2 separate regions of the Homo sapiens genome follow, and region 1 is linked to region 2. A link is an interaction called in ENCODE POLR2A ChIA-PET data of the cell type or tissue named here. Cell type or tissue: PC-3. All regions are shown on one strand. Links, peaks and the distances in the headings refer to the core of each region. The heading gives the core; the rest is flanking DNA.

Region 1 (2,919 bases), core at 156-2,655, 180 kb after region 2:
TATAAGATGCAGGAAGATAGTAAAATGGCTACTGTAGTGAAGCAAATTAGCATATCCATCATCTCACAGTTACCTATATTTTGTGACAAGAGCAGATAAAATATATTCATTTAGTAAACATTTAATACAATACAATGTTATCATCCATAGTCCTCATGTTGTACATTAGATTTCTAGACCTCCGTATCCTACACATGTACTATTTTGTATCCTTTGACCTACATTTCCCCCATTTCCTCCCTCTCCCTCCAGTCACCCCAGTTAACCACTGTTTTATTATCTGTTTTTGCATACTTAACATTTAAAAAAAGATTCCACATATAAGTGAGATTATGCGGTATTTTTCCTTCTGTGTCTGGTTTATTTCACTTAGCATAATGTTTTGTAAGTTCATACACTTGGCAAATGGCAGGATCTCCTTTTTAAAAGCTGAATAATATTCCATTATAGATATGTAATACATATATATTACATATATATACACACATATTACACACATACCCCACAGTTTCTTATTCGTTCATCCATTGATGGACATTTTGCTAGTTTCCATATTTTGGCTTCTGTGAATAAAGCTGCAATGAACACAAGAGTGCAGGTACCTTGAAATGGTGGTGATTTCATTTCCTTTGGGACTATGCCCTGAAGTAGGATTGCTGGGTCATATGGTAGCTCTATTTGTACTTTCTTTAGGAATCCATACCATTTTCCACTATTTCCACCAATGACACTAGTCTACATTCCCACCAACAGCATGCAAGGGTCCCTTTTCTCCACACCCTTGCCAACACTTGTTACCTGTTGTCTTTTTGATAATAGCCATCCCAACAAATGTGAGCCCACCCTTCCTTTTAACTGTCATTTTAAATATAGCCCAGTGGCTGGGTGCAGTGGTTCACGCCTATAATCCCAGCACTTTGGGAGGCTGAGGCGGGCAGATCACCTGAGGTTAAGAGTTCAAGACTAGCCTGGCCAATATGGTGAAACCCCGTCTCTACTAAAAATACAAAAATTAGCTGGGTGTGGTGGTGGGTGGCTGTAGTCCCAGCTACTTGGGATGCTGAGGCAAGAGAATCTCTTGAACCTGGGAGACGGAGGTTGCAGTGAGCCGAGATCGCATCACTGCACTCCAGACTGGGCGACAGAGCAAAGTAATTTAGTCTTTTGTCAATGATTGAGAATTTTGATAACATGTATTAAGAATCTTTAAAATGCTTCTACATCTTGATGTGATAATCTATAGTAATCTAAGGAATCAACTTTAAACACAGAAAAACTTTTTTTTCAAATACACACAAAGTTTGAGCTGAGGTCTTGTGGCAGGCATGGAGGTGTCACACAAGAGGACCTGATGAGGGAAGTGAGTTGGCCGGCAGCCTCCAGCTGCTGCACCTTTGGGATCCAGCACAACATTCAGGCCGAGGCCACACGGATGCTGGTAGCCATCAACCTGGCTGAGACTTTCTCAGAGCAGTTTGCTGCTCTTTGTATCCAGCCCTCTTTCCTCCCTTCTTTCCTTTCCCAAGCATCAGACCTTCATCATGCTCAAAGGCTCTCTTGGTTTATGCCAGCTCCCTCCCCTTCATCCTTCAAGGAAGTTTTCCCTGCTAATTCTCCTGCACTTCTAAATCCATCTTGGCCTCCACTTCCTAGAGGATGTGAACTAGCAGGCCTATAGGATGAATAGGATTTACACAGGTAAAGAGGGGGTTCTGAGAAGTCCACGTAGAGAGGAGCACAGGATGACCTTGAGGGACTGAGAGATGCCAGTGTGTTGAAGTCGAGTGAGTGGAGGGAGGGCAGGTTGTGAATAAAGCTGGAAGAGGAGGCAAGACCACACCCCACAGGCGAGGATTTTTCACTTTATCCTATCAGCAAAATCTGTTAAGGATGTTCATTAGAGAAGATGATCAGACTTGCATTTTGAAAAGATTATCTGGGCACCCATGTAGCAAAGGCGCCATTTTGAGAGGCCAATGCAGTAGTCTAAGTCAGAGTGAATGGTAGCCTAGACTAGGTTGTTGGTGGGGGGATGAAGCCATTTAGATATATTTGAGAGGTATTTATGAAATAAAATCCATGAGACTTGGTGATGAGTCAGAAATAAGGGGATGAGGGAGAGGAAGCTTAAAGGCTTCCATGTTTGGGCTTTCATAACTTAATAGGTGGATGTGCCATATGTTGAACTTGGGAACCCTTGAAGACAACTGGGAGTAGAGGGAAGACTATGCCCATTGAATCTGAACAAACTGCATTTGAGGTGTTCAAGAGGTAACATTCAAGAAAGGAGTCAAGTAGGCATTTGGCGTTGGACCAGGACTGGTGAACAAAACATGCGCTTGCAAATATAATTGCAGTTTTTCCCATTGAAAGTAATGGCAAAAGTCACAATTATGTTTGCACCAACCCAATACACCTGTAGATCATTGGTGGTGCTGCAGAAGGTTGTGATCCAGGAGCCAGAGTCTTCTTTCCTGAGAGCTGAGGAGTGACTGAGAAGCTGGTAGAGGATAGCAGCTCCTCTGCAAGCAGGTGCATGGCAGGGGTGAAGGACTAGCCCTGGAGGAATAGGTGTTTGTCTTTGATGTCTTTTTGTGGCTTGGCAAAAGGATGAATAAGTAAAGGTCTGAAAGTGACCACGAGGAACAGACACTCATACACACACACACACACACACACACACACACACACACGTGCATGCACACACACCCCAAAAGATTTATTTTAAGGAATTGCTCATGCACTCGGAGCTGGCAAATCCAAAATGTGTAGGGTAAGCCAACAAGCTCAGGCAGGAGTTGATATGACAGTCTTGAGGCAGAATTTCTTATTTTTCTGGGAAGCCTCCGTTTTTGCTGTTAAGGCCTTCCAACTGATTTGATGAGTCCCACCCACATGATTGAGGGTAATTTCTTTACA
Region 2 (2,919 bases), core at 322-2,821:
AGTGGCCATTTTAGTGTAGAGAAGCACATTTTCCGTTGAAAGCCAATGTGAATGTCTCCTTGACCCCGGGTCTCAACAATTTTTGAGCAACATAGGTATGATGGTTTAGAAAAAGCTTGATAGATTAAAAAAAAAGATTCTGTAAAATTAAAAATTTTTCCTTTGAAGAATTATTGATAAAAGCATGCATTTGAAACAATATAATTCATATATATCAGTAATAAAATGGGGTCTATTTGAGTTTACTAAGCATTAGCTTAGCAATAGCTACATTTCTCTAGACAGATTTCTGAGTTGCTATGAATATTTGATCTCAAGACAATGAAACCTGTAGAAATTAGTAGTTCCTTTTTCCTTTTCAATGCTCTGTATACCAAACAAAAACTGTCACCTTTCATGCATAAACATTAATGACCAGTATCTGTGAGCGCAAAGCCTGTATATTCAAGGTTAAAACTCATTCCCTGCACTATTTGGGGAGATGATTAACTCTTCTTGGTAGCAGACCAGAAGCAAGTGGGGCAGCCCCCACCTCTTCATCTTTCTGTGGAGATCTGTAGGGTTGTCTACAAAACAGCTGCTCCCCACATGTACTGGGTGTGAAAAAATCCATTTTTGAGAAACAAACATCAAAACAAAGGCCTCATAGCTGTGTATTTTTCTACCTTTGGGTCCAGGATCCAAAGTCCATATTGAAATGGCTTACTTGCCTTCCAGAGCACAAGGGTGGCTGCAGGAAGTAGACCCAGAGGTTTTCACAAACCAGGTCTTCCCTGGAAATAGTAGTAGAGGCTCGGGACCCAGATCCCCATGGAACCACCTGGCTGGTTTCTTTAGGGGAGGGCCTGAGCCAGGAGTTTTTCAGGGGCAGAGCCATGTGCCTTTCTGATCCGACTATATTCTGGGCTTAGGTGAATCTATGTTGACTTTGGAGTGGTCAGAGGGGTTGAAGCAAAACTGGCATGGATATTCTGCTGGTTGTCAAATGTTGGGCAAGTGTCCTGCTCATAATTTTTAAAGGACAAATATTTGAAATGAGCTAGCTATTTTAGATAATTTAAAAATTATTTATGTGCTGGTTTATTGTATAGAAAGGAATATGAAATATTGTACATAACTTAAAAAAAGATTAAAACAAGCCTGGCACAATGGCTGGCACCTGTAGTCCTAGCTACTGAGGAGGCTGAGGTGAGAGAATTGCTTGAGCCCAGGTGTTCGAGACTGCAATGAACTATAATTGCACCACTGCACTCCAGCCAGGGCAACAGAGTGAGACCCTTTCTCTCTCTACATATAAAACAGTAGATCAACATTACAAAATGTTAAAAAGAGAAAAAACACCCATAATACTGCTATTCCATTTTTCCTCTGTGCAAATATATTTGAACATGGTTATATTCATAATGCACATATATCATCTGTATTCTGCTTTTCAATTTAATATCATCCTCTATTTTCTGTATATTGTGACAGTCTTCATAATTTATTTTTAATGATAATATAGTATTTCATTAGAAACATGTACTATAGCTAACATTTTTCTGATTATTGGGCATTTAGGTTGATTCATATTTTGTAGTGAACATCTTTTCTTTTGGATCATTTCTTAGGATCAGTTTCCAGCAATAAGATTACTGTGTCAAAGGAAGTAGACATTTTTATGACTGATACATGCTTTGCAAAAGGTTTGGCCTTTTTCTTTGCACAACTTTAAAGGTGAATCATCAGCCATGAGCCAGTGCTTACATTTTTGGACAGTTAATTATTATTCCCATATTAGGCAGAGAGAGAAAAGCTCTGTGCACATCTGATTTTCTTCTTATTGCTTTCATTATATAGAGCTGACGTGTTGAGAAAAATGTCCTGGCTGTGAGACATTCCAGACAACAGAGCCATCACTTTGGAAAAGTTTGGACCAATCCCAATTTTGCAATCAGCTCCCAGAGTTTTTCATATTTCTTTTGGCAAAGATATCTGTCGCTGTGGTCAAATGCAGCTGAATGGTTAAAGTCACAGCGTGAGCTGATCAAGGTGCCTATTTTAGTATTAGGTTGGCAGTCTGTGGCCAGGTGTCTGGGTATTTTGAGAGAAGTAATTTTGTAAAGTAATTTGCAATTCTTAACTGTGAACAGTGCCAGAAGAGTTATATGCAGGTTTTCTGTGGAGATTCTCTCTCTCTTCCAGACCAATTGGAGGATAATCATTGGTTTCCGAAGAAAACACACTGGGCCGGGTGCAGTGGCTCATGCCTGTAATCCCAGCACTTTTGGGAGGCTGAGGCAGGCGGATCACCTGAGGTCGGGAGTTCAAGACCAGCCTGGGTAACATGGTGAAACCCTGTCTCTACTAAAATTACAAAAATTAGCCAGGTGTTGTGGCATCCACCTGTAATCCCAGCCACTCAGGAGGCTAAGGCAGGAGAATCGCTTGAACCCAGGAGGCGGAGCTTGCAGTGAGCTGAGACATGCCATTGCACTCCAGCCTGGGTGACAGAGCAAGACTCCATCTCAAAAAAAAAAAAAAAAAAAAAAAAAAAAAAAAAAAAAAAAAAAGAAAACACTGATTGCAGGGAAATTAGGACACCTTGGTCCTTGCTGAATGTGTCACAGTGTCTGTGCTTTGCAGCAAATTGCTTGACTTGAGTTTTTTCCTTCTAAGAAGCAAAGATATTGGAAACAGGAGTGCCAAAATCCCTAAAATTTTTTAGGTTCTTTGTCCGTTGGATGATTCTAATTGCATGCCCATTTTTGTAGCCAAGGATGTAATTTCCCTATTCATTGGGGCTTCTGTCAGGCAACAATGGAAAAGAATAGGATGTGAAGCACAAACCTATCTTTATAGTTTGTCATTTCTACCAGAAGATATCATGGCATATATAATTAAAACCAATGGCAAAAAATTATTTTGACTACCTGTGGC

What was found. Peaks named below come from ENCODE experiments on the same cell type or tissue, not always from the same donor. Only the 100,000 strongest peaks of a DNase experiment are listed, where the experiment ranks them.
Region 1: POLR2A ChIA-PET joins it to region 2 with 14 read pairs; 2 of 35 experiments call an interaction of 5 or more read pairs at or near these places.

What each region holds. Positions count from the first base shown.
Region 1 is chr1:200,201,597-200,204,515 of GRCh38, reverse strand. No RefSeq gene overlaps it. Among named protein-coding and RNA genes, the nearest start is that of LINC00862, 170 kb to the left of the region's middle. In PC-3, for the core only: no CTCF peak of the experiment used is centred there; no DNase peak of the experiment used is centred there.
Region 2 is chr1:200,378,458-200,381,376 of GRCh38, reverse strand. No RefSeq gene overlaps it. Among named protein-coding and RNA genes, the nearest start is that of LINC00862, 6.1 kb to the right of the region's middle. RefSeq lists an enhancer at 556-605. In PC-3, for the core only: no CTCF peak of the experiment used is centred there; a DNase peak (open chromatin) is centred at 1,756; H3K4me3 peaks cover 527 bases; H3K27ac peaks cover 2,500 bases.